3 separate regions of the Homo sapiens genome follow, and regions 1 and 3 are each linked to region 2. The links are chromatin loops, found by intact Hi-C in ENCODE. Cell type or tissue: dorsolateral prefrontal cortex. All regions are shown on one strand. Links, peaks and the distances in the headings refer to the core of each region. The heading gives the core; the rest is flanking DNA.

Region 1 (10,635 bases), core at 1,109-9,108, 310 kb before region 2:
TGCTAGTATTGGACATATAACCCTGGGAAGCCTGGCTTTTGTCATTCGAGACCAGTGCATCCTCCAGTTGGTGATGTCTGCACCATGCTTTGTCTTCTTTCTGTTCTCAAGGTATTGAGCTTGCATTCTTCTTTTGCCATATGACATCCTTGAATGCAGATGTACATGGAATGAGGACATGAATTCCATTTGATCCTCTATCTAGCCTTGAGTACATTCTCCTAATCTGTGCTAAATATGCAATTCAAGAAGCAAAACACAAAGGGTTTCCTGATGAAATTAAGGACAGTTAATTAAATTTGAATATAAGATAATCAACAAATACTTCTGAAAAATATCCAAATATTGCAAGGGATGCAATAAAACTCAAAATTATTCACTGTTCATAGGAAATTTTATTTCACCCAAATATTCAGTATTTTATTTAACTGAATAAAACATAGGAGGTTCCATTTAATTCAAATTTCAGATAAAGAACAAATAATTTTTAGTGTAATGATATCCAAAATATCTCATGGGACATGCTTATACTAAAAAAATCATTGCTGCTCATTAGAAATTTAAATTTATCCATACCACTTTTTTTATAAGAAAATCTTTTTTAACTTTTATTTTAAGTTCAGGGGTACATGTGCAGGCTTGTTACATAGGCAAACTTGCATAATGAGGATTCGTTGTACAGATTATTTTATCACCTAGGTATTAAGCCTAATACCCGTTTGTAATTTTTCCTGATCCTCTCCCTCCTCCCACCTTTAGCTCCCACTTATAAATGGGAACATGTGGTATTTGGTTTTCTGTTCCAGCATTTAGTTTGCTAAGTATAATGGCCTTCAGCTCCATCCATGTCCCTGCAAAGGACACAATCTTGTTCTTTTTTATGGCTGCATAGTATTCCATGGTGTATATATGTACCAATTTTCTTGGTCCAGTCTATCACTGATGGGCATTTAGGTTGATTCCATGTATTTGTTATTGTGAATAGTGCTGCCATGAACATACGTGTGCATATGTCTTTATAGTAGAAGAGTTTCTAGTCCTTTGGGTATATACCCAGTAATGGGACTACTGGGTTGAAAGGTATTTCTTTCTTTAGGTCTTTGAGGAATCACCACACTGTATTCCACAATGGTCGAATGAATTTACACTCCCACCAACAGTGTAAAAGCATTCCTTTTTCTCCGCAACCTAGCCAGCATCTGTTACTTTTTGACTTGTTATTAATAGCCATTCTGATTAGTGTGAGATGGCATCTCATTGTGGTTTGATTTGCATTTCTCTAATGACCAGTGATATTGAGCATTTTTTCATAATAGTCGGTCATATGTGTGTCTTCTTTTGAAAACTGTTGCAAATGTTCATTACAGCTCTATCAACAATAACAAAAACATGGAATCAACCTGAATGCCCATCAATGACAGATTAATGAAAATGTGGTACTTACACACCATGATTATGCAACCATAAAAAAGAATGAGAGTATGTCTTTTGCAGGAACATGGATGGAGCTGGAGGGTATCATCCTTAGCAAACTAATACAAGAACACAAAACCAAATACATGGTTTCACTTATAAATGGGAGCTAAATGATTAGAACTTATGAACACAAAGAAGAAAACAATAAACACTGGGGTCCACTTGAGAGGGGAGTTTGGAAAGAGAGAGAGAAGCAGAAAAGATAACTATGGGTACTGGGATTAATACCTGGGTGATGAAAAAATATGTACAACAAACTTCCATAATACATGTTTACCTGTGTAACAAACGTTCACATGTGCCCCAAATCTAAAATAAATTAAAAAAAGAAAAGTGTCTGTCCATGTCCTATGCCCACTTTTATTTTATTATACTCTAAGTTCTGGAATACATGTGCAAAACGTGCAGGTTTGTTACACAGATATACATGTGCCATTGTGGTTTGCTACACCCATCAACCCACCATTGACATTAGGTATTTCTCCTAATGCTATCCCTCCCCTAGTCTCCCATCCCACAACAGGCCCCAGGATGTGATATTCCCCTCCCTGTGTCCATGTGTCCTCATTGTTCAACTCCCACTTATGAGTGAGAATATGTGGTGTTTGGTTTTCTGTTCCTGTATTAGTTTGCTGAGAATGATGGTTTCCAGCTTAATCCATGTCCCTGCAAAGGACATGAACTCATCCTTTTTTATGGCTGCATAATATTCTATGGTGTATATGTGCCACATTTTCTTTATCCAGTCTATCACTGATGGGCATTTGGGTTGGTTCTAAGTCTTTGCTATTGTGAATAGTTCTGCAATAAACATATGTGTGCATGTGTCTTTATAGTAGAATGATTTATAATCCTTTGGGTATATACCCAATAATGGGATTGCTGGGTCAAATGTTATTTCTGGTTCTAGATCTTTGAAGAATCACCACACTGTCTTCCACAATGGTTGAACTAATTTACACTTTTACCAACAGTGTAAAAGTGTTCCTATTTGTCCACATCCTCTCCAGCATCTGTTGTTTCCTGACTTTTTAATGATTGCCATTCTAACTGATGTGAGATTGTTGTGGGATTGTTAAGGAATCAGAGAGACTGATGGGGTTCAGGAGGATATTTATTATTTAGGTGCACTGGCCCAGTCAAATTAACATCCAAAGGACTGAGCCCTGAACAAAGAGTTAAGTTACCTTTTAAACATTTCGTGGGGTGGGGGGAGATCTGTGCAGGGGGAAGCATATTACAGAAGTGAGAAACAAAGACAGTTATTCAATTAATTGAGACATGCATTACATCATTTCTTACTTTTCAAGGAAAAACATGTTTTACAACTTGAGTTTATCTGTCTAGTGACCTTGCAGCTGCACAGCTAGAGAAACAGGGTCTTCACAATGCTTGGGAAAGGAGGAGAGATAAGGCTCACTAGCAACAGAAAAACAGGCAGTTAATTTTTAAAAGACTCCAGCTCTTTCTGTTTCTCAGGGGGAATTGGGTTTTCTTACATGCAACTGAGTTTCTGCTTACACATTCTTTAATTTCTTTTAATTCCTGTTCCATTCCTTCCTTTGGTGCTTTTTATAACAAAAGTGTTAATAGAAAGCACCACTGTTTGCCACCTCTTCACGGAGCTGCGCTTCTTCTACTGGCAGCGGCTGATATTTTGTTAATGCTATCAACTGCGCAGTAGTGTGTCAGGTTACTATTGCCTCTATAGTTGACTGTATACTCCTAACAAACTGGGTTAAAGGGCAAAGGAGGATGAGGCAGATACCAAGAATAAGCAAGAACCCACCAGAGGGTTTTGAATCCTCCAAAAGCTAAGAACCATCCTCCAAACAAGGAATCTGGGGACCACCTGGACCAAATCTGAACTGGAACATGGACCAACTTGTTCATTCTAGCTGTGATTTCCATGACAGCTAAGCCATTATCATCAATTTCTTGGCAACAGTTGGTTAAATTAAATTTTCCATGTACTCCTCCTTCTGAGGCTTTTAATTCAGCCTTCTGAGTGGAAGTCCCAGAAGGTAAGGCTTGAGCCTCGACTACCGAGTGTTGGATCACTACTACATACCTTGCATATCGCACCCCATCTGTTATGAAACTGCTACCATCAGTGAAGTATTCAACATCTGGCCTCTCCAAGGGGGTATCTCTGAGATCTTCCCGGCTCGAGAACACTTCGTCCACCATATTTATGCAACAGTGGGGAAGGTCCTGCCAGCAGTGAGGCAACCCACTGCCCTTCCAATCGGGTTTCTCCACAGACAGCAGGGTAGCTGGGTTCAAGGTATTTATAGTCTCTAGTGTTATCTGGGGATTTTCACACAGAAGTCCTTGATACTTTAGCATTCTAGAATTGGACAGCCAACGATGTCCTCTTGGCTCCATTAAGGTGACTACAGCGTGTGGCACCCGAACTATTAACTTCTGACCTAGGGCTAGCTTGTTGGCATCTTCTATAAGGATTGTGGTAGCCACCAATGCCCTGAGGCATTGGGCCAACCTAAGGCCATGAAGGTCCAGTAAGCTACCAGCTGATGCCAACAGCCCAACAACTGAGTTAAGACTCCCACTGCCATTCCCTTTCATTCATCCACATACAAAAAGAAGGGCTTTTTTTACATCTGGCAACCCAAGTGCTGGGGCCTGGATGAGAGCTTCCTTTATATCCTTGAAGGCCTTTTCCTGTTCCTTTTCCCATAGGAGGGGCTCTCTTTCCTTTCCTTTGATAGCCTCATATAAGGGAGGAGCCTTGCTATAAGGGAGAAGTTTGGAATCCAGATTCGGCAGAATCCTGCCACACCTAGAAATTCCCTGACCTGCCACTTGTAACTGGGGTGGGCAATGCACATACAGCCTCCTTGTGTGCACTTCCAAGCCTGGGCTGGCCTTGGGATACCATGAATCATAGATATCCAACCTCTCAAAAACAGACTTTTGCCTTGTCCTTGGACACTTTATAACCAGCTTCACACAGCAGGTGAAGAAGCCTCTCTATTCCTTGGAGGCATTCCTCCCTCATGGGGACAGTGAATAACAAATCATCAATGTATTGTAATAGCACACAATTGTCACTAGGTGGTGCAAAAGCCTCAAGATCTGTGGCCAAGGCCGCCTCAAAAATGGTAGAATTTTTTTTTTTTTAAATTATACTTTAAGTTTTAGGGTACATGTACACAACGTGAAGGTTTGTTACATATGTATACATAAGCCATGTTGGTACGCTGCACTCATTAACTCATCATTTAACATTAGGCTATCCCTCCCCCCTCCCCCACCCCACAACAGACCACAGTGTGTGATGTTCCCCTTCCTGCGTCCATGTGTTCTCATTGCTCAATTCCCACCTATAAGTGAGAACATGTGGTGTTTGGTTTTTTGTCCTTGTGATAGTTTGCTGAGAATGATGGTTTCCAGTTTCATCCATGTCCCTACAAAGGACATGAACTCATAATTTTTTATGGCTGCATAGTATTCCATGGTGTGTATGTGCCACATTTTCTTAATCCAGTCTATCATTGGTGGACATTTGGGTTGGTTCCAAGTCTTTGCTATTGTGAATAGTGCCACAATAAACATACGTGTGCGTGTGTCTTTATAGCAGCATGTTTTATAATCCTTTGAGTATATATCCAGTAATGGGATGGCTGGGTCAAATGGTATTTCTAGTTCTAGATCCCTGAGGAATCGCCACACTGTCTTCCACATGGTTGAACTAGTTTACAGTCCCACCAACAGTGTAAAAGTGTTCCTATTTCTCCACATCCTCTCCAGCACCTGTTGTTTCCTGACTTTTTAATGATCGCCATTCTAACTGGTGTGAGACGGTATCTCATTGTGGTTTTGATTTGCATTTCTCTGATGGCCAGTGATGATGAGCATTTTTTCGTGTGTCTTTTGGCTGCATAAATGTCTTCTTTTGAGAAGTGTCTATTCATATCCTTCGCCCACTTTTTGATGGGGTTGTTTGTTTTTTTCTTGTAAATTTGTTTGAGTTCATTGTAGATTCTGGATATTAGCCCTTTGTCAGATGAGTAGATTGCAAAAGTTTTCTCCCATTCTGTAGGTTGCCTGTTCACTCTGATGGTAGTTTCTTTTGCTGTGCAGAAGCTCTTTAGTTTAATTAGATCCCATTTGTCAATTTTGGCTTTTGTTGCCATTGCTTTTGGTGTTTTAGACATGAAGTCCTTGCCCATGCCTATGTCCTGAATGGTATTGCCTAGGTTTTCTTCTAGGGTTTTTAAGGTTTTAGGTCTAAGATTTAAGTCTTTAATCCATCTTGAATTAATTTTTGTATAAGGTGTAAGGAAGGGATCCAGTTTCAGCTTTCTACATATGGCTAGCCAATTTTCCCAGCACCAAAAATGGTAGGAGAATTCTTAAACCCTTGCGGCAGCCTTGTCCAGGCATATTGCAATTGCCCCCACTGGCAGGCAAATATAGGCTGACTTTGGGGAGCAAGCTTCAAACAAAAGAAGGCATCCTTTAAGTCCAGACATGTGAACCACGTGGCCTCAGCAGGAATCTGTCCCAACATTGTGTAAGGGTTGGGTACTATGGCATGGATAGTCACAGTGGCCTTGTTTACCGCCTGGAGATCCTGCACTGGCCTGTATTCACCTTTTGGCTTGCTCATGGGCAGCAGAGGAGTATTCCAGGAGGACTTGCATTTCACTATAATCCCATGTTCATAGAGCTGATTTAGATGTTTTGTTATTCCTTCAATTTCCTCTCTAGGTAGTGGGTATTGACGGACTCATACCGAGGCAGCATGAGGGTTAAGCTCTACTACCACCCAGGGGTCTGTTTGCAGCAAGTCCAGGGGGGTTTTCCTCAGCCTATACACGTGGTACCTTGAAAAGCATCCCCCACATATTGTGTAGGTCTGGCTCCAGTGGCCTTCTGGCACACAGTTCATAGAGCTGCCACTCCTCAGCCCTTGGGACAGTCAGGGTCAATACCCATTGCCTTTAGCACCTCTATCTCCAGGGTCATATTCCCTTTAGGTATAAAGGAAATTTGTGCCTGCAGTTTCTGGAGTAAGTCTCTCCCTAACAAGAGCACTGGACAATTTGGCATATATAGAAACTCATGCTGTACTTTTTGTGCCCCAATAACACATCCCCTGGATTTGCATAAAGGTTTCTTTTCTTTGGCCCCAGTAGCCCCTACGATAGTAGCACAGTTCTTCGTGGAGGGGCTAATTGGGTGAGTTACCACAGAGTAATCAGCACCAGTATCAACCAAAAAATCCATTAATCGGCCCCCTACTTCCATAGACACCATAGGCTCCCCATGGCCTAAAAATATGGAGCCCAGTCTGTCTCAGTCCTCAAAATTCTCAGCCCCCTAAGCCAATCAGGTCAGGATCTGCCTTTCAGACATGAATAGCAACAGAATGCCACACTCGGGTGTTAGACAATTGACCATCATCTCCATCCTTTTCCTTTTCGGGGCACTCATCTTTCCAGTGGCCCATTTGCCTGCATCTTGCACATTGGTTCCTGTCCAACCAAGACTGGCCTTCCTCTCCTGGTCTTGTCTTCCCCCTTCCTCAGCCTCTGCCTCAGCCATGCCCTCTAGCAAATCCAGGGTTAATTTCTGCTAGTGCAGCAGCTATAAATCAAGCTGTCTCTTTGTTTCTATTTCTGGTTTTTCTTTCTTCCTTTCTTCCCGGTTTATGTATACTTTGTTTGTTATTTCCAGGAGTTCACTAATGTGTTTCCCTGCAAAGCCTTCCGGCTTCTGAAGGTTTCATCTTATGTCTCCCTGAGCTTGCCTGACAAAGGTCATTTTTATCATATTTTGGTTTTCAGGAGCCTCTGGAATAATTGGAGAGTACAGCCTATATGCCTCGCAAAGCCTTTCATAGAATGCACTTTGGCTTTTGTCAGGCTTTTGGCACACTTCTGATATTTTACTCATATTCATTGCCTTCCTTCCTCCTGCTTTTTTCCCATTTGGGAGTGCCTTTCTATATAGCTGCAGCCATTCCATGTCCCTTGCCTCATTTGGGTATTGCTCCACAGTGAACTGGCATGGGTTAGGGGTGGCCTCTGGGGCTTCCCCTTCTAACCAGCTGAGAGCTGCCTGATTAACTCTCCTATGCTCCTCTGTATTAAATAAAGTTAGCAAAAGTTGTTGACAATCTGGTCAGGTTGGGTTGTGTGTCATAATAATAGAATTCACCAAATCAATGAGGGCCTGAGGCTTTTCTGTATAGGAAGGGGTGTGCTGTTTCCAATTTAAGAGATCAGTAGTGGAGAAAGGCTGATAAACGTAAACCCTAGAGCCACCTTGTGTCTGCCCCTGGTCATCATAAACTTGTATCCTGGTCTCTCAAAGTGGCATCTGCAAAGCCTGTGGTTCGCCTGAGCAGAGGTGCCCAGCTGCCTCGCCCTGTCCATCTTCCCTGTTTTTTTCTAACGGGGGCTTCTGTTACTCTTTCAGGGGAGACTGAGCCTCACTTTCCTCCAAGCCTGACTCTCCAGATGCTCCTGACTCTGCCTCCTGCCTTATTCTGGCCAAAGACGGGTAGACTGGCACATATGGGGGCCGACATTCTCTTTCCTCTGGTGGGGCCTGAAGAACTGGTTTTGGCTGAGGCTTCAGGGATTCCTTTTCCTGGGAGATGCTAGGGGCTTTAGGTTCCTCTGCTTTCTTTGGTTGGGTGCCCGAGCCACTAATGCCTTGCAGTATCCCTCTAGGCAGGGCTGTAAACAATTGGGGCTAGTTTGTGCCACACTGAGCCAAGAGTCTATATAGGGAAACTGGTCTGGGTATCCTGGTTGTCCTCCAACTCCAGTGACCACCTTAAACACACGGCCAATTAATTTCCTGTCTTTTGTACCTTCAGAGGGCCACCCCACATTGAAAGCAGGCCAATCTATCTCACAATACGTCCTTAATTTTTGAGCATCCAGTTTCATGCCATAATCACCTCTAAATCCTTTTTTTAAATACTTTATCATGCACTCCAAAGGAGTTGGTTTTGACACTTTCCCTCCCATTTCCTCCCTTGTGGCACACTTTCACTCTTGGGTCCACCAGACCGGGTCCTGTTATGGGAGTTTTGGATGCTGCTTAGCCAGGAACGTGCCTTCCCCTGTCACAGCCTGCTACAGCCATGAAGCTGGCCATGAAGCTGGTCCTATCAGCCATATGCAGCATCCTAGTTCTAATTTCCCCCACACTCACCTCCAAGCACACAGCCCCTGCTAAGGGATCTATGCCTCCTGTCACTCCCCACATTGGCCTCTCCCAACACTGTCTCTTTCACACACTTTCACACATCTCCCCTGCCCCAGGACTCCTCATCAGATGAAACAAGCCTCTCTCATGTCCCAGGTGAGCCTAGTTAGGCTCCCACATTCTCACACATACACACACCACTCCTACCCCAGGACTTCCTATCAGATGAAATGAGCCTCTCTCGTGTCCCGGGTAGGTTTACATGCACGCACACACTCCCAGTTCCTGTCTCCAGATCCAATGAACCACTTTCACTTTGTTAGTGGGGACATGAGGTTCATCCAAATTGGCAAGCGACTCCTGCCACCCCCAGCCATTCTGGGTTGGATTAGTGGTTGTTCCCTGGGAGGTGATGAAGCTCCCCTTTGTCCTTATGGGATGGGCTTCCCTGCCTTGGGCCCTTGCTCCTTACCATGGTTCCTGAAGTGCTGGTATCATACTGCAGCCCCACCCCTGGCTCCATTGCACTGCCAGGCAGGCTGCCAGGATGGGGGAAGAGCCAGTCTCCATCCAGGTGAAGCTCCCTCATGGTATGCCTTGGATGCCAGGTCTCCCATGGCCACAGGGCTGTAGTCCCACAGGCAAAGGAGACAGTAAATCTGTCATCTCCAATCCTGGATGAGTCCCCAGAAATGTTGCAGGATTGTTAAGGAATCAGAGAGACCAATGGGGTTCAGGAGGATAGTTATTATTTAGGTGTGCTGGCCCAGTCAGATTAGCATCCAAAGGACTGAGCCCTGAACAAAGACTTAAGTTACCTTTTAAGCATTTCGTGGGGTAGGGGGAGATCTGTGCAGGGGGAAGCATATTACAGAAGTGAGAAACAAAGACAGTTATTCAATTAATTAAGACATGCATTACATCATTTCTTACATTTCAAAAACAAACATGTTTTACGACTTGAGTTTATCTGTCTAGTGACCTTGCAGCTACACATCTAGAGAAACAGGGTCTTCACAATGCCTAGGAAAGAAGGAGAGATAAGGCTCACTAGCCACAGAAAAATAGGCAGTTAATTTTTAAAGGACTCCAGCTCTTTCTTTTTCTCAGGGGGAATTGGGTTTTCTTACATACAGCTGAGTTTCTGCTTACACATTCTTTCATTTCTCTTAATTCCTGTTCCAAGATGGTATCACATTGTGGTTTTGATTTGCATTTCTCTAATGACCAGTGATGATGAGCTTTTTTTCATATGTTTGTTGGCTGCATAAATGTCTTATTTTGAGAAGTGTCTGGTCATATCCTTTACCCACTTTTTGATGGAGTATTTTTTTCTTGTAAATTTATTTAAGTTCCTTGTAGATTCTGGATATTAGCCCTTTGCCAGATGAATAGATTGCAAAAATTTTCTCCCCTTCTGAAGGTTGCCTGTTCACTCTGATGATAGTTACCAATGCTGTGCAGAAGCTCTTTAGCTTAATTAGATCCCATTTATCAATTTTGGCTTTTGTTGCCATTGCTTTTTGTGTTTTAGTCATAAAATCTTTGTCCATGCCTATGTCCTGAATGGTAATGCCTAGGTTTTCTTCTAGGGTTTTTATGCCTTTAGGTCTTACATTTAAGTCTTTAATTCATCCTGAGTTAATTTTTGTATAAGGTGGACCCCTCAGTTTTCTGTATATGGCTAGCCAGTTTTCCCAGCACCATTTATTAAATAGGGAATCCCTTCCCCATTGCTTGTTTTTGTCAGGTTTATCAAAGATCAGATGGTTGTGGATGTGTGAAATTATTTCTGAGGGCTCTGTTCTGTTCAAGTGGTCTATGTATCTGTTTTGGTACCACTGCCATGCTGTTTTGGTTACTGTAGCCTTGTAATGTAGTTTGAAGTCAGGTAACATGATGCCTCCAGCTTTGTTCTTTTTGCTTAACATTGCCTTGGCTACGTAGGCTCTTTTGTAGTTCCATATG
Region 2 (10,635 bases), core at 931-8,930:
TTTAGGTGGTTAGTACTGTGTCTGGCATGCAGTGACTACTCAGTAAGTGAGGGCTTTAATAAAGTTGAGTGAAATGCTTTGAGAATTTGGCAGGACTGTATACAAAGTGAGTTTCCCAACTCCTGCAACCCGAGTTATGTAAGATAGGAATTTGTAGTAATTTCCCAGTAAGAAAATGGAGGCCTGGAGTCTGAAAGGTAAAACTGGAATGAAGATTCAAATCCCTGGATCCCAAAGCCACTCCACGCTGCTGGCAAATCCACTTATGGCTGGGAAAGTGCATGATAAATGACCATGAGTGGGCACCGGTAAGGGAGGGTGATGCTATCTGGTCTGAAGCTCTGCAAGGGCAAGAATTACATCCCTAGCATCTTCCAATAAGGTCTATCAGAAATGTCCAGTGGCCCAACCAAAGCCCATGTCCTCTCTTTTCAGGTGATGACTTTCCCCTGAGGAAGCCCTGTAGCGTGCCTGGAGGAAGGGGCTCTCCAACCCCAGCCCCACCTAGCCACCATGAACACTTCAGCCCCACCTGCTGTCAGCCCCAACATCACCGTCCTGGCACCAGGAAAGGGTCCCTGGCAAGTGGCCTTCATTGGGATCACCACGGGCCTCCTGTCGCTAGCCACAGTGACAGGCAACCTGCTGGTACTCATCTCTTTCAAGGTCAACACGGAGCTCAAGACAGTCAATAACTACTTCCTGCTGAGCCTGGCCTGTGCTGACCTCATCATCGGTACCTTCTCCATGAACCTCTATACCACGTACCTGCTCATGGGCCACTGGGCTCTGGGCACGCTGGCTTGTGACCTCTGGCTGGCCCTGGACTATGTGGCCAGCAATGCCTCCGTCATGAATCTGCTGCTCATCAGCTTTGACCGCTACTTCTCCGTGACTCGGCCCCTGAGCTACCGTGCCAAGCGCACACCCCGCCGGGCAGCTCTGATGATCGGCCTGGCCTGGCTGGTTTCCTTTGTGCTCTGGGCCCCAGCCATCCTCTTCTGGCAGTACCTGGTAGGGGAGCGGACAGTGCTAGCTGGGCAGTGCTACATCCAGTTCCTCTCCCAGCCCATCATCACCTTTGGCACAGCCATGGCTGCCTTCTACCTCCCTGTCACAGTCATGTGCACGCTCTACTGGCGCATCTACCGGGAGACAGAGAACCGAGCACGGGAGCTGGCAGCCCTTCAGGGCTCCGAGACGCCAGGCAAAGGGGGTGGCAGCAGCAGCAGCTCAGAGAGGTCTCAGCCAGGGGCTGAGGGCTCACCAGAGACTCCTCCAGGCCGCTGCTGTCGCTGCTGCCGGGCCCCCAGGCTGCTGCAGGCCTACAGCTGGAAGGAAGAAGAGGAAGAGGACGAAGGCTCCATGGAGTCCCTCACATCCTCAGAGGGAGAGGAGCCTGGCTCCGAAGTGGTGATCAAGATGCCAATGGTGGACCCCGAGGCACAGGCCCCCACCAAGCAGCCCCCACGGAGCTCCCCAAATACAGTCAAGAGGCCGACTAAGAAAGGGCGTGATCGAGCTGGCAAGGGCCAGAAGCCCCGTGGAAAGGAGCAGCTGGCCAAGCGGAAGACCTTCTCGCTGGTCAAGGAGAAGAAGGCGGCTCGGACCCTGAGTGCCATCCTCCTGGCCTTCATCCTCACCTGGACACCGTACAACATCATGGTGCTGGTGTCCACCTTCTGCAAGGACTGTGTTCCCGAGACCCTGTGGGAGCTGGGCTACTGGCTGTGCTACGTCAACAGCACCATCAACCCCATGTGCTACGCACTCTGCAACAAAGCCTTCCGGGACACCTTTCGCCTGCTGCTGCTTTGCCGCTGGGACAAGAGACGCTGGCGCAAGATCCCCAAGCGCCCTGGCTCCGTGCACCGCACTCCCTCCCGCCAATGCTGATAGTCCCCTCTCCTGCATCCCTCCACCCCAGTCCCCGGGAAAGGCCGGTGGGAAGAGGGCAGGGGCTGCATCCTCAGCCCCAGGGCCCTGCTCAGGCCTCACCTGGCTTCCCAGGACCCTGGGTCACCTTCCTGGGCAGCCCAGAGAGACCCTGCCAACTTTCCAGACTTCGCTATTCCCAGGCAGGGAGGGAAACCCGGGGAACTGGTTTTTCTGTTCCCTGCTGGGTGGGAATGCGCTCTTCACCAGGAAGAAGGCCCGGGAGGAGGATCCGGGCTTTGGACTCCTTGTTTGCCTTTAGGCAGGAAGTCAGGAGCCAGCAGGGCGGGCCAGGAGAAAGAAGGCTTAACATTAAGTATTCCTTGGCCCAGCAGCGGCCCAGATTGCGGTGTGAGATGGTGCCCCCTGGGGGGCACAGCCAGAAACTGAACTGGCCGCTGGGAGAAAAGCCAGATGACAGGGAGCTGGGGAATCCCCTCGCTTCATAGGCAGAGCCCGCCCACCTGGGCCCTAGGCATACTCTCCAGGATTGTCCACAAATGTCCTCAGAGGGTCCCTAGGTGGGTCAACTCCAAGGCAAATGTCCAAGCATCAGCAAGACAATGACACTGGAAGGGTCCGGCTTGGCTAGTCACATATCAAGTCCCGAGGCAGCAACAGGACCAGGAGCCAGGTGTCCTGACTGTCCTACAATATCATTTTCCTGGGAGTGGGAGTCAAGTGTGCCTGCTATCCAGCCGCAAATCCATACCCCCTGCCCCAGAGAAGCCTCAGTCCCTCCCTCCTGGCTCACAGCCACCACCTGGATGGATCTGCTCCATGCAGATCTAGCCAGGCCTCCCGCATGCTGCCTGCCTCCGGCCCTGCCCCACACAGGCCTGGCCCAGCCAGCAGGTTCTCTCCTGTGAGCTCCCCAATCCAACCCATGCATGGCCTCCCAGCCACCCGGATCTCCAGGCCCAGCCTGGCCCCAAATGTTCTTTCCTTTCATCCTCAGCAAGTGCTGAGTCTGTGAATAAAGCCACATAACCAGCGGGCACTAAGGGGCCTTCCTAACTGTGTTGGCTCAAGGCCTTGGTCTCAGGCCAGGGCTGAATGGGGCAGGGAGGGCCCAAGTACTTTGGAATGTGGGCCGTGGCCGTGAAAGTGGTTCTAGGAGGGCCAGCACTGCATGGTTGGATCTACTAAAGCCTGGGGACCCCAGCACCGTGGAGTCCCTGGCTCAGGTGAGTGGGGCTATAAAAGGCAGACCTGACCTCTGGAAGTGAGGCAGCTAGGTGAAATAAACCAACCCTGCCCACATCCCTGCATATTCTCTATTGGCTCTGCCATACCCGGGGAGAACAGAACTCTTCCAAACCCCCATTTACACATGAGGAGATAAGGCCCAGAGATCCAGGAGGATTGTTCAGGGTTACCCCACAGAGCAACACCCAGACTTCCAGGCAATTCATAACCTCCTGACCTCTGGACTGAGTAGATGACAGCCTAAAGTATTTAGGCCAAAACACTCCATCAGGATGACCCTCAGGTCAGGTTATAAGGCACTTCTTTGGTGAAGGGTCCCCAAAGCCCAACGCAAAGGAATTCTAGAGAGGTTAATCCCGTAGCCTGGAGTAGTGGTTTCCAAGACGATCATTGGGTTCAGTGATTTGCTAGAATGATGCATAGAACTCAGCAAAGTTATTATCCTCACAGTTTATTACAGTGAAAGAACATAGAGCATAAAACAGCAACAGCAAAAGGTGCACAGAGCAGAGACCAGGAGAGACCAGATACAAACTTCCAGCTGTCCTCTCCCAGTGGAGTCGTGCAGACAGTGCCCAATCTTCCAAGCAATGATGTATGACAAAAAAAAATGAAGTACTGCCAACCAAGAAAGCTCACCAGAGCTTTGGTGTCCAATGTTCTTACTGGAGGCTGATCGTGTAAGCATAGCTGACCACCCACATGGCTGACCTTACTTAGTCTCCAGCCCTTCCAGAAGTTAAACTGATACCATGTGGCCCAAGGAGCAAAGGTAAGCAAAAACACTTACCAGGCAGGATATTCCAAGGGTTTAGTGTTATCTTCCAGGAGCCAGGCAAGGCCAAACCTTTCTTTGAAATGTGCAAATGTGCAGGATTCGGATAATCCAGACTTGCTGAGTGAATCTTTCAGTTCACAGTGGTTCTGACCAGTAGCCCCAGTATCACCTGGGAACTTGTTAGCTATGAGAATTCTCAGGGTCCTCCTAGATTTACTAAATCAGAAACTCTGTGGAACTCGCCACCTATTTTTAACAAGCCCTCTAGGTGTTCTGATGCAGGGTAAAGTTTGAGAATCATTGGCCTAGAGGGATGAGGTCCTGGGTGGAGCTAAGCCCTTGCAGAGAGAGGAGTGGAGATTCAGCCCCCTTATAGCCGTTGGGACTCCCAGAAGCCTTTGGAAGAAAGCTTCCAACACGATAGGAAATGGTATCCATTGAAGATCTAAACAGGATAGGCTAGCCAGGAACTACAGCACTGTGAGAATGACCCTGCTGTTTGGACCTTCCTGTTTGGAAGGATCCAAACCCCATATCCCCTTCCCACCAGCACAGCTTACGGGGTTGTGAGCTCAAGTTCCTAAGAGGGCCCCTCCCTTACCACTGCTCCCTCACAGCCCTAAGGCCCCTTTAAGGCTAAATGCCCTGCCCCATGTTAAAGGCGTTGAAACTGAGGTCCTGGGAGGCAGAAGGACTGAGCAAGCTGAGCAGTGCTGGGAGAATAGGAACTTTGGGGCCAGATTAACCTGGTCTCTACTGAAGGCCAGAAGTGGAGGGGGTAAATCTGGTATTCACATCAGGAATGGAGCTAGCAGTTCACACTTGTCCCTTGTCCCAGATGCAGGTCTGACCTGCCATGTCCCTCACTGAACAACCTTAGGCATGTCTCTTCTCAGTGTCTTCATCTCTGAAACGGGAACAAGCCCTTTGCAGAAGTGTTAGGAGGATGAGAGAGATTGTAGGGAAATGCCCTCAATGGCTCTATGATCAGTGTTACCACGGGACAGGGCTGCTCACCGGTAAATGCCAGAAACCAGGACTAGTTTCAGACCCAGCTCTGACCCTACACCTCCAGCCTGAGCTTTGAAAAGCCCATGCCCCCAATCCAGGGAGAAGAAACTTAAATCCCATCATGGCTTGGTTAAAGCAGTTTGGGGGAACAAGTTTCGGCGGGAAAGGGTGTGTGCATTCCAGGAAGGCTTCCCGGAGATGGGGTCTGTGCCCTCAGTCCTCTGAAGCTAGATTCCTGCAGGCCCAGCTGCCAGAGAATTGGGGAAATGGGATAAACCCAAAGAGAGAGGGTGGCTGGACATGGCAACTGTCCACCCCAAACACTCCACCACTGCCCCGTTCTGAGAGTCTTTCTTGGCCCCAGAAACAAGGGCGACTACACGCCTGAGCTGGAAATAGGGAAAGAATGAAGCGGCTTTTTGAATGCTGTCTTCCCCTCTACTGCTACCAACCCCTTCTCCGGCCTGGAGAAGTTAGGATCCTCTCTCCTCCTGCGCCACCTTCCTTCCACTCCCACCGTGTTGCTTTAGCGCCATCTGCCGGCAATCACAGGAATAGCTCTGCCAAAACACGGCTCTTGTAACCCGCCTGAGCCTGCTTATCAGACAAGACCACAGGACAAGATGGAGTAGGTGATTCTGGCCACCCCAGTCCCTGCCCCCAAGTCTCAGCAGGTACATCAGACCCCAGAAGAATCAGCTTCCTTGGATACCACTATAAACTTGCAGAGACAGGCCCTACCTCTCTGGCCAGTATACCAAATTCACCAACAAGGAGATAGAAGGTAGGGGGCTTGGCATCTAGGAACAGCTCCAACTTCTCCTAATCCCCCATGGCCCCAGGCCTTTGGAATCCTTGGTTTTATTCTTAGGACACTGGCTGGGATTTCACAGGACTCATGCTGACCCAACTGGAAATTTAGACAAGTACCTGCTCACCTTTAGAGCACAAAAGTCTTTTGAATGGCCAGGTTCCCCACACCAGCCTCAGGCTCTAAGGGGCTTGAGAGAGCTTGAGGTTATTGCTTCTGACATCGTTGTTGTTAGCACCTTTGGTAACATACACACACTGGATAACCCCACAAATCAGACTATCACACAAAATAAGCCTGAAAACAGTTCTCACTCTTCACTGTGAGTCCCTGTCCTTCCCCTGCCCTTGAGTTTCACTTTCTCTCTTGATATTCCTGGCCTGGCTAGCACCACCATTCACACGTTGCTCAAACCAGAAAGCTGGGAGTCATCCCAGACTCCTTCTGTCTTTTACTCCCTGTACTCAGCGTATCTCCTGAATTGTTCACAAATTCATCCAGTTGTCTACATCCCCACTGCCTCCAAACTAGTCCAGGCTTCTTGCCCAAAGTGCCAAAACAATCCCTTAATTCAGGGATTAGCAAATTTTTTCTATAAAGGGCCAGACAGCAAATATTTTAGTTTTAGACTCTGCAGACCAAGAGACAAAATCAAGAATATTGTGAAGGTACTCCAATATTACACAGTCTCTGTCACAACTATTCAACTCTGCTGATGCAGTCAAAAGCAGCCATAGACAATATATACTTAAATGAGCATGGCTGTGTTCCAAAAATATTTTCTTTGAATATCACTGAGATTTGAATTTCATATAATTTTTCTTGTGTCACAAATACTATTTTTGTTTATTTTTCAGCCTTTTAAAAATGCAAAATTCAGGCCAGGCGCGGTGGCTCACGCCTGTAATCCCAGCACTTTGGGAGACCGAGGTGGACGAATTGCCTAAGGTCAGGAGTTCGAGACCAGTCTGGCCAACATGGTAAAACCCAATCTCTACTAAAAATGAAAATAAAAAAATTAGCCAGGTGCGGTGGTGTGCGCCTGTAATCCCAGCTACTTGGGAGGCTGAGGCAGGGGAATTGCTTGAACCAGGGAGGTGGAGGTGGCAGTGAGCCGAGATCGCGCCACTGCACTCCACCCTGAGCAACAGAGGGAAACTCCGTTAAAATAAAAAATGCAAAATCCATTCTTAGCTAATGACTGGTACAAAAACAGGCCCACCAGACATAGTCGGCCAACCCTGCCTTAATTGGTCCCACTCCCATCCATTCTCCATGCTCTAGCCAAAGTGATTTTGCCAAAACACAGATCTGATGCTTTCAATTCCTTGCTTACAGCTAGCCAATCGCTTAAAATAAAAATGCAAGCTCCTTAGCCTTCAAAAGCCTTCCCATTCAGCCCTACTTAATTCTTCAGCCTCTTCCGTGACACCTCCCTTACAGACCTTAGTCCCAGCCTCTGGAATTCTCCTGGTCCTCACACAGGCCCTCAGCTTACTTCTTCATGGTTTTACTCCTTTCAGTTCCTTTGCTTGGATCAGTCTTTTCCTACTTCACCTGGGAAATGTATATGCCTTCTTCAAGAGCCAGAGAAAAAAACAGCCCCCACCTGAGAGGGTTGCAGGGTGTCCTCGGAGGGACAGCAGGTTTCGGTTGAAGCTAGACGGTGGAGGAGATGGTCAGAAAAGAGGCTCAGATGCAGAGGCACTGGAAGACCACTAAACGGAGAGGGCACAGCAGAGAGGTCTGGGAGGAAGGGCCCAGGCAGTAGAGGGAGGGGATATGTGGGACACGTGGGGAAGGGTAGGGAAATGGCAGTTAAAGCAGAGAGAGGCCGGGCGCGGTGGCTCACGCCTGTAATCCCAGCACTTTGGGAGGCCGAGGTGGGCAGATCACCTGAGGTCAGGAGTTTGAGATAAGCCTGACCAACATGGAGAAACCCTGTCTCTACTAAAAATACAAAATTAGCCAGGCATGTTGGCGCATGCCTGTAATCCCAGCTACTCAGGAGGCTGAGGCAGGAGAATCACTTGAACCTGGGAGGCAGAGGTTTCGGAGAGCCGAGATTGCACCATTGCACTCCAGCCTGGGCAACAAGAGCGAAACTCTGCCTAAAAAAAAAAAAGCAGAGACAGACCCACATGAGCCTCCAGTAGTCCTCCCCGAAGACCCATCCTAAAGGGCTTTTTGTGCACTGGGCCAGCTCCAAGGTCCTGGAGAGGATGGATAGTGTCTTTTTATGGCAATCTCTGCCATCACCTCACTCCCAGTGCCATTCCCCCACACCTACTGTGGTCCTCTCTTCTGGTTATCTGGAGAGATACCTCCGCTGAGGCAATGCTTAGAAAGGGGTCCATCTGTGGGCAGTGGAGGTGCTTACTTAGAACCACTTTGCTAATGGCAGGACCAGGACAACCAGGGCTGTCCAAATCCAGAGCTAAACCAAGGTTTTGTCTCAACACTAACTCCTCTGCTCACAAGCTGGATGACTTTGGGCAACTTTTTTAACCTCCATGAACTTTCATTTCCTTACTGGGAAAAAAGAGCTGCTATACTTTCCTGATGGGGAGTTCAGTTCAGATAAATAGTTGCCAGGCCCCCACTCTGTTTCAGAGACTGTAGGAGCAGGGAGCAGAGAAGTAAATAGAACATAGTCTCTGCCCTGGAGAAGCTCACATTCTAAGAGTTTTTCAAAATGTGGGTTGTGACCCCATTAGTGAGTCATGAAATCAGAGTCATGATCAGCTTTTTTTTTTAATGAACTTGTTTAAAGTAGATTTGAAAATACGGGGGTGTGACACATAATGAGGGTAAGTAGTACTTTTTGAAACTTTTGTTTCACTTTAGAAAGGGAAAACAGATACATGTTTGCATGCACCAGATCACTAGGTAAACTATTTCTAATGGTGGAACATGGTACTAGGAGTTTGAAATCCCCTGGACTGGGAGTCACTGAAAGGACTAAAGGAGATAAAGTATGTGGATTAGTTTCCTAGGGCTGCCGTAACAAAGTACCACAAACTGGGTAGCTTACAACAGAAACCCATTGTCTCACAATTCTGGAGCCTAGAAGTCTAAAATCAAGGTTTTGGAGCAGCCGTGCTCCTTCTGAAACCCGTAGGGAAGACTCTTTCCTTGCCTCTTCCACTTCTGGTGGCCACAGGCATTCCTTGTCTTACAGCTGCCACACTTCAATCTCTGCCTCAGTCATCACATGGTGCTCTCTCATCTGTCTGTGTCTCTCTGTCTCTTCTCTTCTTATAAGGGTACCAGTCATGTTGGATTAAGGGTCAACCCTACTCCATTGCGACCTCATCCTAATTAACTATATCTGCATTCTGTGGTACTGAGGGTTAGGGCTTCAATATATCTTTTTAGGGTACACAATTCAACCCATAACATTATAGGACAGTGCCCAGCACCACGTCAGGCTCTCAGGGAGAGTTCTTTGAGCTTGTCCCCCGCAGAGAGCCAGCCCAGGAGCCTTCAAGCACCTGTAACTCTAGGGCTTCAAGTCTGGGTGCTTGAGTTGGGAAGTACTAAACCATCAGAACCTCTAGTTTCCTGTTCTTGAAACCCAATGCAGAAATCTTGCAAAGCCAAAAAATACTATGCCTCAACATACTCCTCAGAGCATACCAGATCTTGAGCCTCTCCTTCCTAATTCAAACTTCCCTATTGCCTGGAATCCCACCCTCTTCTTTCCTCCTCTCTTCTCCCAGTCCCCCCAGAGGAGATGATATGGAGTACAGCAAGAGTTTGGGAGCCAGAGTTTTTTTGTGAACATGGATGAGTCACTTCATTATTCCAAGCTTCAGTTTCCTCATCAATAAAAGGGGGACAAATCATGCTAAGCCTGTCATATGTTAAACACTCAGAAAACACTGGTTTCCTTCCCCATCCCTGCAGTCTTCACTTTCCCTTTATTCCTCTCTGCCTCTGCCCAACCAAGTCTTGGCCAGCACACTTCAGACCCTGACCTCTCAGCATCTGTAAGCACTTGGCATATTGTCTGTGACACAGTAGGCAATAATTTTTTTTTTTTTTTGAGGCAAAGTCTCACTCTGTCGTCCAGGTTGGAGTGCAGTAGTGCCATTTCAGCTCACTGCAACCTACACCTCCTGGGTGCAATCAATTCTCCAGCCTCAGCCTTCTGAGTAGCTGGGATTACAGGCGCGCACCACCACGCCCAGCTAATTTTTGTATTTTTAGTAGAGACAGGGTTTTGCCATGTTGGCAAGGCTGGTCTCGAACTCCTGATCTCAAGTGATCCACCCACCTTGGCCTCCTGAAGTGCCGGGATTATAGCCATGAGCCACAGCGCCCGGTCAATAAATGATTACTAAATGACATTTTTGCTGCCTTGGACACCTGAGAACCAGACAGGAAGTCTATCTGCTTCTCTGACTCTATTAGCATTCTTCTTTTTTTTTTTTTTTTTTTGAGAAAGAGTCTCACTCTGTCACCCAGGCTGGAGTGCAGTGCAGTGGCATGATTTCGGCTCACTGCAAGCTCCGCCTCCCGGGTTCATGCCATTCTCCTGCCTCAGCCTCCCGAGTAGCTGGGACTACAGGTGCCCGCCACCACGCCCAGCTAATTTTTTGGTATTTTTAGTAGAGACGGGGTTTCACCGTGTTAGCCAGGATGGTCTCGATCTCGTGACCTTGTGATCCACCTGCCTTGGCCTCCCAAAGTGCTGGGATTACAGGCATAAGCCACTGCACCTGGCCTAGCATTCTTATCCCTCTAACATACAGACAAACTCTGAGTCTTGAGACTCCCTCAAGATGGATGTTATTGGCCCTATCTCACGGAGAAGGAAACTGAGGTTAAGAGGTTCAAGCAGGGATAGAGCAAGGATTCCACCCCCAAATGATCTCAAAGCCCATGC
Region 3 (10,635 bases), core at 1,641-9,640, 120 kb before region 2:
TGTTGTACAGATTATTTCATCACCCAGGTACTAAGCCTAGTGCCCAATAGCTACTTTTTTTCTGCTCCTCTCCCTCCTCCCATCCTCCACCCTCCAATAGGCCCCAGTGTGTATTGTTCCCCTCCATGTGTCCATGTGTTCTCATCATTTAGCTCCCACCTACAAATGAGAACATGTATATTTGGCTTCCTGTTCCTGTGTTACTTTGCTAAAGATAATGGCCTCCAGCTCTATCCGTGTTCCTACAAAGGACATGCTCTCATTCTTCTTTTATGGCTGCACAATATTCCATGGTGTATATGTACCACTTTTTCTTTACCCAGTCCGTCACTAATGGGCATTTACATTGATTCCATGTCTTTGCTATTGTGAACAATGCTGCAGTGAACACACATATGCATGTGTCTTTATGGTAGAATAATTTCTGTTCCTCTGGGTATTCGCCCAGCAATGGGATTGCTGGGACAAATGAGAAAACAATCCTCATCCACATTCTTTCTCTACTTCCACCTTTACAAAATTGAGCGAGGTCAATCTAGCTTTCCAAATCCACTTGTAGTGGACTGAAAGGCAGTTCCCAAAAAGATACATCTTCATCCTAAACTCCAACACCTGGGAATATAACTGCAAATGATAAAAGATGTGATTAAGTTAAGGGTTTTGAAATATATGAAAAAATCCTCAACATCAGTAATCATCAGGGAACTGCAAATCAAAACCACAAAGCGATACCATCTTACTCCTGCAAGAATGGTCATAATCAAAAAAATCAAAAAATAATAGATGTTGGTGTGGATGCAGTGAACAGGCAACACTTCTCCACTGCTGGTGGGAATACAAACTAGTACAGCCGCTATGGAAAACAGTGTGGAAATTCCTTAAAGAACTAAAAGTAGAACTACCATTTGATCCAGCAATCCCACTACTGGGTACCCAGAGGAAAAGAAGTCGTTACACAAAAAAGATACCTGCACACCCATGTTCACAGCAGCACAATTCACAATTGCAAAAGTGTGGAACCAACCTAAATGCCCATCAATCAACGAGTGGATAAAGAAACTGTGGTACATATATACAATGGAATACTACTCAGCCATAAAAAGGAATGAATTAATGGCATTCACAGCAACCAGGATGGAACTGGAGACTATTATTCTAAGTGAAGGAACTCTGGAATGGAAAACCAAAATCACATGTTCTCACTCATAAGTGGGAGCTAAGCTATGAGAATGCAAAGGCATAAGAATGACACAATGGACTTTGGGGACTCAGATGGAAAAAGTGGGAAGGAGGTGAGGGATAAAAGACCATAAATAGAGGTCAGTATACACTGCTCGGATGATGAGTGCACCAAAATCTCCCAAATCACCACTACAGAACTTATTCATGTCATGAAATACCACCTGTTCCCCAAAAACCTACGGAAATAAAAGTTTTAAAAATAAAATTAATTAATTAATTTTGTAAAAAACGTTAAGGGTTTTGAAGGGAGGAGCTCATCCTGGTTACCTGAGAGGGCTCTAAGTCCAGTGGAAAAATGTCCTATGACCGTGAGGCAGTGGGAGATTCCACCCACAGCAGAGTAGACAGTGTGACCACAGAGGCAGAGATCGGAGAGCGCAGAGAGTGCGTCCAGAGGTCAAGGAAAGCCCAGAGCCACCAGAAGCTAGCAGAAAACCAGAACTGATTCTGCCCAAGAAAACCTATAAAAGAAGTTGCAGCCCTGCCAACCCCTGCCCCCCTCCCAGCCCGTTGTAACCCTAACCCTAACCCTAATCCTAACCCTAACCCTAACACTAACCCTATCCCTTCATCAGGGACCAAGCAGGGCTCAGGAATGTCCACCGTACTATACCTTGGTGTTCAGGAATGTTACGTGATCGCTCCTGTTTTTTTCCCAGCCACAAGGGCAGAGCTACCCAAGGCCATGGGAACCCACCTCTCACATCAGTGTGGCCTGAATGTGAGACATGAAATCAAAGGACATCATTTTGGAGCTTTAAGATTTGACTTCCCCGCTGGATTTTGGTCTTGCATGGGGCCTGTAGCCCCTTTGTTCTGGCCAGTTCCCCCCATTTGGAATGGGTGTATATACCCAATTCCGGTACCCCCACTGTTATCTAGGAAATAACTAACTTGCTTTTGATTTTACAGGCTCATAGGCAGAAGGGACTTGCCTTGTCTCAGATGAGACTTTGGACTATGGACTTTTGAGTTAATGTTGGAATGAGTTAAGACTTTGGGGGACTGTTGGGAAGGGATGATTGGTTTTGAAATGTGAGGACATGAAATTTGGGAGGGGCCAGGAGTGGAATGATACGGTTTTGCTCTATCCCCACCCAAATCTTGAATTGTAGCTCCCATAATTCCCACGTGTCATGGGAGAGACCCAGTAGGGGGTAACTGAATCATGGGGGTGGGCATTTCCCATGATAGTGATTTCATGATAGTGAATAAGTCTCACAAGATCTGATGGTTTTATAAAGGGGAGTTCCCCTGCACACACCCTCTCTTGCCTGCCACCACGTAAGATGTGACTTTGTTTCTCCTTCATCTTCCACCATGATTGTGAGGCCTCCCCAGCCATGTGGAACTGCGAGTCCATTAAACCTCCTTTCCTTTATAAAGTACTCAGTCTTGGGTATCTGTATTGTCAGCATGAGAACAGACTAATACACTGTCCCCTCAATGGGACCTCACCCAAGAGGCTACCTGCGAGCAGAAGGCAACCCCAGCAGAAAGAGGCTTTTTTGGTAGTACTGGGCAGAGTGTGAGAGATCAGCTGGGCATCACTCACATCAAGAATGGTGTGGGGGCCGGGCACGGTGGCTCACGCCTGTAATCCCAGCACTTTGGAAGTCTGAGGTGGGCAGATCACCTGAGGTCGGGAGTTCAAGACCAGCCTGGCCAACATGGTGAAACCCCATCTCTACTAAATTGCAAAAATTAGCCACGTGTGGTGGTGCACACCCATAATCCCAGCTTCTAGGGAGGCCTAGGCAGGAGAATTGCTTGAACCCAGAAGGCAGAAGTTGCAGTGAGCCAAAACTGCACCACTGCACTCCAGCCTGGGTGACAGAGTGAGACTCCATCTCAAAACAAAAAAAACAATGGTATGGGCAGAGTTCCTGGAGGGGGAAGCCCAGCAGTACACCCCACATGGATGACAAGAGCACAACTGAGGAGCCCTCTCCTCTTCCTTTCCTCCCTCCTCCCTTCCCAGACCCTGAAGGAGCTGAAGCAGCTGCTAGGAGTGGGAGGGGAGGTGAATCCGAGAGAGTGAGGACATTGGCCATACACCCGCTGCCCATCCCCCCAACCTTCCCCACTGCGGAAAGCCAGGCCTGGTCAGCTTGAATAGGAGAAGCTTTATATTGGATGGAAGATAAATATTTTTATTTATATAGGACTGGGTTTATTTTCTTAACCTGACAAAAGCAGTTTCCTTTTTGCCCAACATTTTATAAGAATTTTCAAACATATAGAAAAGTTGAAAGAATAGTATAATAAATACCTATATATTCACCACCTAGATTCAAAACTTGTTAACATTGTGTGTATGTGTGTATACATGGTCTTGCTAAATCACTTGAAAGCAAGCTTCAGACACCATGACTCTTCATTCTTAAATCCTTCAATGTACATCTCCTAAAAGAATCAGACTTTTAATGTCTAAAATTGAAATTGATCTAATACCTGAAAAAAATGGGTAAACTATACTTAGCTGAAACATTTTCAAGGAGGGGTGCTATGGTTTGAATGTCCCCTCCAAAACTCATGTTGAAATTTAATTGCTATTGTGATGGTATTAATAGCTGGGGGCCCGGCACAGTGGCTCACACCTGTAATCCCTGCACTTTGGGAGGCCAAGGCGGGTGGATCACCTGAGGTCAGGAGTTCAAGACAAGCCTGGCCAACATGGTGAAACCCCATCTCTACTAAAAATACAACAATTAGCTGAGTCTGGTGGCATGCGCCTGTAATCCCAGCTACTTGAGAGGCTGAGGCAGGAGAATCGCTTGAACCTGGGAGGTGGAGGTTGCAGTGAGCCAAGATCGTGCCACTGCACTCCAGCCTGGGAGATGACAGTGAAACTCCGTCTGGAAAAAAAAAAAAAAAAAACAGGTGGGAACTTGAAGATATGATTAGGTCATGAGGGCTCTGCCCTCATCAGTGGGTTAATGCTGTTATCAGAGGAGTGGGTTAGTTATCCCGGAAGCAGGCTCCTGGTAAAAGGATAAGTTCAACCCCCAGTTCTGTCTGTGTCTCACACTCTCTCACCCTCTCTCACCATGTGATGCCTGCCACTATGTTATGATGCAGCACTAAGGCCATCACTAGATGCAGTACCATGCTCTTGGACTTCCCACCCTCCAGAACCATGAGCCAAATGAATCTCTTTTTTTATTTTTTTTAAATTACCCAGTCTGTGGTATTCTGTTATAGGCAACAGAAAATGGACAAAGACAATGTGGGGAGAGAGAAGCAACAGAGCAAGTGCAAGGATGGAGGCAGAAGAAAAATAAAAACTATACCCTACTTTGCACTCTACAAAATCCAGCCCATAAAATGACCCAGTTTCACAGAGATAAGACAATTTCAGATCATGACAGGTGCTATGAAGAAAATCAAACAAGACAGAGGTGATAAGAGTATGGCTAGAAGGTAAGGCAACATTGGAGTGGCTGGTAAGAAATGAAATCCCCAGAAAAAGAAGGTGACATTTGAGATGAGACCTTGATGACAAGGATGACCTGGCAATGTAAGACAATCAGGAGAACAGCATTCAAGTCAGGGTAACCAATGAGGCCAAAGGCCTGGAGGCAAAAGGAGCATGGAGTAATATCTTGGTGAGGGAGAGGTGGCAGAAAGTACTGAGGCAGGAGAGGTGATCACAGACCAGATCCTGTTGGTCAAAAAGAGGAGTGTGGGGAGAATTTTAAGCAGGAGCGTGACTGATCTAACCTAGTTTTCTAGATGTTATGGCTGCTTAGTAGAAAAAGACTTGTTGGGAAGGGCCAAAGTGAAGCCAGGAGACCATCAAGGAGGCAGTTTGCAATCCTCCAGGTGAGAAAGTATGGTGGCTTGGACCAGGGTGGTAGCAGTGAGGTAAGCAGTATTGCTCTCCCCACTTTACAGATGAGGAAGCAGAGGCCCAGAGAAGCTAAGTGACTTGATGAAGCTCATGCAGCCCTTAGGTAGCAAGATGCTTAAAATGGTAAATTTTGTGTTATGAATATTGTATTACTTTTTATTGTAATGAAATATATACAACACAAAATTTACCATTTTAACAATTTTTAAGGGTACAATAAGTGGCATTAAGTATATTCACGATGTTGTGTGACCATGACTATTATCCATTTCCAGAAATTTTTCATTATCTCGAATAGAAACTCAGTACCCATTAAACCATAACTCCCCTTTTCCCCCTCTGTGAGCCCCTGGTAACTTCTGTTCTACTTTGTGTCTCTGAATCTACCTGTTCTATATACCTCCTATAAATGGAATCATAAAATATTTGTCCTTCTGTGCCAACTTATTTTCACTTAATGTTTTTGAGACTCATCCAGTTGTCATCGTTTCCTTCCATTTTAAGACTGAATAATATTCCATTGTATGTTATACCACATTATGCTTATCCATTCATCTGTTGATGGAGGGCCGGGACTTTTACCAAGATGTCTGATTCCAACGCTATTCTGGTTGGCTCTGTTGAGCCCTGTGCAGTACCCGCTATAGCCACCAGAGGGAGCAGAGGGAACACCAGGCGGGCGCACTGCAGGCACCGGGCGGTTTCTGGGAAGAAGAGGAACAGATGCAGCCTTTTGCACACAAAATCTTACACGCAGAAACCATGCAAATAGAGGGAAGCTGGCCGCCAGGAAAGCACCCAGACTATAGAATCGGCCACAAGTGGAAGAAAGGAGAAGGAAGGGTTAGGGCTGGAAGGAGCTGCCCCTGTGATCCTGGTCCAACCCCTAAAATGGAAACAGAGGCCTCTGGCCACCCACAGTTTCCCTGACAGCTGTCCTCAGCGTGAACAACCTCCGTGCTGAAGAGCTCAGGAGGGAGGCGGAGGGGGGCCGGTCCAGTAAGGCTCGGGTTCCCATTTCTGCCCTTCTCCAGCAGCGGCGTGACCTCCAACCTGTGGCTTGCACATTTTACGGATGAGGAAACTGGGACTTGGAGCTGTTGATTGTCCAGAGCAAGTGGAAGAGGCAAGATCTGAATGCCACCACGTGCCTTGTGATTCTCTTCTCCAAGCTCAGCGCCCTGGTTTCTTCAGCCGCATCTCATGATATGTGGTCTTTAGGACTCTTCCCCACCTCATCTGGTTGGCCAGCCTCCCTACAGGCGAAACGTACAAGGGTCTGTGGCTCTTGAGGCTGGTCTGACCACCGTGGCCTCCCTCTTCTGAGCACCCAGCCTCTAATAATGCTACCCAAGTTTGCCCTGGCTGGTTTTGGCAGCCACCTCATGTTGACTGAATTTCTGTCAGTTTCAATCCCTCGGCTTTTCTCACATGTGCTGTTGCTAAGCCATTTCTCCCCCACTGCATCCTTGTGCAGCTGGGTCTTTGGATGCGAGTCCAGGAACTGACATTTATCCCTGTCAAATTCATCTTGTTCATTCATCTGACAAACATTTGTTCAGTGCCCACGCCATACCAGGCACCAGGAATACAGGAACGAAAGACAAGGCTCCTGGCCTAAGGAGCTCACATTGGTATTCATCACAGCCGTAGCCACTAGTGAGTGAGGGGCTACTGTGTGCCAGGCATACAGCCTCTGCTGGGTGCTCTATGTAGGCTGTCTTCTTAACCCTTACAGCACTGCAGTGTCGGTGGCATTGTCCCCATTTTGCAGATGGGAAAACCAGGGCTCAAAAACTTTATGAGACTTGTCTGAAATTACATTGCCAGAAGGAAGCAGGCCCAGTATTCAACCTTCCAACTGCTTTGGATCTTGATTCTGTTCTCCTACTTAGACACCTTGTATCCCAGCTTTGGGTTCTCTGAAAACCTGATAAACTTTACTTCTCTGAATTTCATCAACAGCACTGATGAAGCTAAGATGAGATCAGAGCTCTGGGGTGGGCCACCAGTGCCCCCCTGCCCAAGATAAACAGCCATCTATGATTCTGAACACTGTTGGGTTGGCAGATACGAATGCACGCAACAGTGAACTCCTGCCCTCACCCCCAGCACCAGGTTCCCTCCCCTGACAAGCAGCTATGTATACGGTTGCTGTCATTTTTATCATCAGACTGGTCCCTGCTGCCGAGTCCTCTACATGCAGGAGCTCAGCTGTGACTGGCCCTTGCCTTCATCATGATAAAGTTTCATCTGCCAATCCCCCTCCCGAGGAGGGACATGCAAGTCCAAGGACAAGGTTGGTGGGGGAGGGGAGCAGTTGAGGGGATTTCACAGGCTCTGAGTATCTTCCCTTGCATCTGTGACTTCTGTCCCATGCCGTCTGCTCCTGGAAGCTCAGCCCATCTTTATCATTAAGCTCTTCTGCCATGCTGAGGGAGACCAACTGCAGAGCAGGCCTGTGCAAGGGCTGTGGGCAGGAAATAAGGCAGGCAGAATACATGCACTACTTGGGGGTAGGTATAAAATGGGCTCCGAGCTCCCAGCCAGGACCCAGGGGACACCATGCTTCATGACAGAATTTGGGGTTACCACCTCACAGGACGACGTGCACTCCCCTCCTCACACCCCTATGAGCTTGCAACAGTTATCATTCTGCCCATTTTTGCAGGCGAGAAAACAGGCCCAGCAAGTGTGGTCTGGGACAGAGCACTACCTCTGCTAAGAATGTTTCCTGAAAACAGATCTGGGATTTCCAGGGCCCCAAAGGACAGCAGAAAGCAGGGCCCTGCCATGGACACACCAGTGGAGATAAAAGGACTACCGATGATGGCGGTGACTCCAGAGTTTTAAAGACCCTTTGGACATTGTTGAAAACCTCTAGTCTAGCTTTTTGTGCCTGAAGAGCATCTGGGGAATATAAACTCACAAACTCCTGCCAAGGGTTCAGAGAGCAGCCAATACATCCTTCAGGAAGGCCCTGCCTTTGTGGCCTTATAGTTGAGTGGGGAGAAGGCAGATAGATAATAAGCAAGTGTATCATTTCAGACAGTGATGAGTGCTATAAAGAGTGTACGGTTGGTATAGAGAAAGCTGCTCTAGCTAGCATGGTCCAGGAAAGCCTCTCGGAGGAGGTGTGATTTGAGGAGCCAAGAAAGACCCAGCCTTGGAAACAATGAGAAAAGAGATGCTGAGTGGGAACGAGGCTCTCCACCCAAAGCATGGATGGCATAACAGGGAGGAGACCTCACAGCTCAGATAGGAGATCCCAATTGGGAAGTGGTGGTAAGGTGTCCCAGGGAGCCTGACACCTGTCCCCTCCATTCTTCCTTCATTCTCCAAAGCAATGCTCTGAGTCTTCTCCATTTCCTCCCATCTTCAAAATCCATTTCTGCACAAGGCCTAGCCCAGAGCAGGTGCTGGATGTTTGCTCGGTGAATAAACTCCTGAAGGCCAGCAAGGAGGAACTGTGAGGACGAATCAGAGGAGATCCTACCTTCGTCTGCAAGGAATCACTTGAGGGAGTTGACCCCTTTAGGGGGTTCAAGCAGAAAAGACAAAGGGATTCCAGAAGGTGGGAGGAGGGGTCGCCTACACAATTGGAAAATTTCACACAAAAGTCCAGATTTCAAGCTATTTTTAAAATATCTGAAGATCTGGCAACTGAAGCCTGCATATCCCCATGGCAACACCAGCTGGTGCTGAGCGGGCCGCTGCCCCCTTCAGACTGGACATGCGCTCTGCAACTCCCCGTGGCCCCGCGCTCCCTTTCGCTGGCACTTGGCCCACCTCACTTGGCCACATCACCTGGCCCCGTGAGTTGAGTTGGCCAACCCTGGCTTAAGACATCGGATGAACAGAAAGCCGTGCTGGGACATGGGGACAGTGGCATGTGTCCCCTCCGCCTGCTGCTAAGGAGCGTCAGCCTGGGGTCCCGCCCTCCAGTTCTTAGGCAGGTGTCTGGTGTGAGGAAGCTCCGGGATCCACATAATCCGTTCCCTGCGCTGGGTTCTTTGCCAGGTGGCGCGAGGGCTCCAAAATGCAGCCACACCCTCCTGAGGAAACAGGTGCCGTTCCGGTGCACACCAGAAGGGGGCGACTCTCCCGACCGTGCCTTCAGAGCTGCCCATGAGGACATTTCCTAGCCTTGCCCTGGCAGCTGGAGCACAGCCCTCAGAGCGTCCTGTGTCCCTGCACTGTGCCACTTAGGGTGGCAGCTGAGACCCAGGCTGCCTGGCAACATGATGGGCTTGACCAGAATTAGTTGGGCCAGGGCTGCCTCCAAGGGCCCAGGGAGGGCCTCAAGAAGCCCACCCACATGGAAGGGCTTTCGGCCCGTGCCCCAGGAGCTGGAGAACACTCCTCCTGTTCTGGCCTCTCTTCCTCCTCCTCTTCTGGGAGTGTCGGGCCTTGCTGAGGCCTGTGCCCTCAGGGCTGACCCTGTAATTAAATACTGTGTGCCCAACACTGGGCTCAGGCTTTATACACTTTTATTTAAAACCCCAACAATCCCATAGGTAGGTTTTATTCCCCGTTTTGCAGTTACAAGTGATGAAACTGAGGCTTAGGCGGGCATCACTACGCAGCTAACAAGACGTAGAGTCGAGATTCAAATTCAGGCTTGTGCAGCTGGGCACGGTGGCTCATGCCTGTAATCCCAGCACTCTGGGAGGCCAAGGCAGGTGGATCACCTGAGGTCAGGAGTTCGAGACCAGCCTGACCAACATGGAGAAACCCCCGTCTCTACTAAAAATACAAAATTAGCTGGGCATGGTGGCGCATGCCTGTAATCCTAGCTACTCGGGAGGCTGAGGCAGGAGAATCACTGGAACCTGGGAGACGGAGGTTGTGGTGAGCGGAGATTGAGCCATTGCACTCCAGCCTGGGCAACAAGAGCAAGACTCCCCCTCAAAAAAAGAAAAAAATTCAGGCCTGCAGAATCCTCATTCCCTGAACTGCCTCACTCCCATAAAGGAAACTTTAGAATCAGCCTGTGAAGGGAGAGAGAGATTGGGGTTTGAGGGCAGAGGACATCCCATGGCAGGTCAAGCCTGAAACCACCATACAGAGGCCACCAAATCTGTTAGAACCACCCAAGCACAGGGGCTGAATCTGGAGTCCCTAATAAGTCACTGACGAAGCCACGGGCTGAGAGGCCCCCAGTCAGCCACCAGAGAGGAATAGCTCCTGGCCCTTGGGAATTTACGGAATGTCTCGCCATCCCTGCCAGGGACTGCAGTCTGGGGAGCAGGACAGGGGCCCACACGTGCTGCAGAACTGCCTGGAACCACCCTGGAGAGGGTGGTGAGTGGGCAGCCAGCAGGCAGCAGCCACAGCAGGAGCAGGGGCACAAATGGCCCCATGGAAGTTTCATGATGGGTGAGAGACCCAGAATCTGCCCAAAGTAAGGCTAGGCACCACTGAGTGTGACTCGGTGAGCCCCTGGAGCCTCACGGGTCACAAGCCTCAGGAGCTTCCCCACTCCCACCCCCAGGAGGACAGAGAAGCCCAGGGGATTATCGGCCCCTCTGAGACTATCG

What was found. A loop is a pair of places that touch in the nucleus more often than their neighbours do. Peaks named below come from ENCODE experiments on the same cell type or tissue, not always from the same donor. Only the 100,000 strongest peaks of a DNase experiment are listed, where the experiment ranks them.
Region 1: it touches region 2 in a loop (7-fold over the local background); 41 of 110 quality-filtered maps call a loop at or near these places.
Region 3: a loop joins it to region 2, with 11 times the contacts of the local background. A loop is called at or near these places in 107 of 110 quality-filtered maps.

What each region holds. Positions count from the first base shown.
Region 1 is chr11:63,206,790-63,217,424 of GRCh38, reverse strand. SLC22A25 (solute carrier family 22 member 25) reads left to right here. Exons shown (of 12, transcript NM_199352.6): 7 at 1-111. Among named protein-coding and RNA genes, the nearest start is that of SLC22A25, 31 kb to the left of the region's middle. In dorsolateral prefrontal cortex, for the core only: CTCF peaks have their summits at 4,404 and 4,603 (motif pointing right); no DNase peak of the experiment used is centred there.
Region 2 is chr11:62,900,979-62,911,613 of GRCh38, reverse strand. It overlaps CHRM1 (cholinergic receptor muscarinic 1), which reads left to right. Exons shown (of 2, transcript NM_000738.3): 2 at 436-2,935. The coding sequence starts at 514. The coding sequence ends at 1,896. It overlaps CHRM1-AS1 (CHRM1 antisense RNA 1), which reads right to left and starts at 2,207. Exons shown (of 3, transcript NR_199052.1): 1 at 1,999-2,207; 2 at 769-1,011. In dorsolateral prefrontal cortex, for the core only: CTCF peaks have their summits at 2,302 (motif pointing left), 5,272 and 5,473 (motif pointing left); DNase peaks (open chromatin) are centred at 2,232 and 5,473; H3K4me3 peaks cover 867 bases; H3K27ac peaks cover 5,545 bases.
Region 3 is chr11:63,019,370-63,030,004 of GRCh38, reverse strand. No RefSeq gene overlaps it. Among named protein-coding and RNA genes, the nearest start is that of SLC22A8, 8.8 kb to the right of the region's middle. RefSeq lists a silencer at 9,191-9,377 and an enhancer at 9,143-9,724. In dorsolateral prefrontal cortex, for the core only: CTCF peaks have their summits at 5,539, 5,739 (motif pointing right) and 9,172 (motif pointing right); DNase peaks (open chromatin) are centred at 5,764, 6,024, 6,464, 8,854 and 1 weaker place; H3K27ac peaks cover 3,408 bases.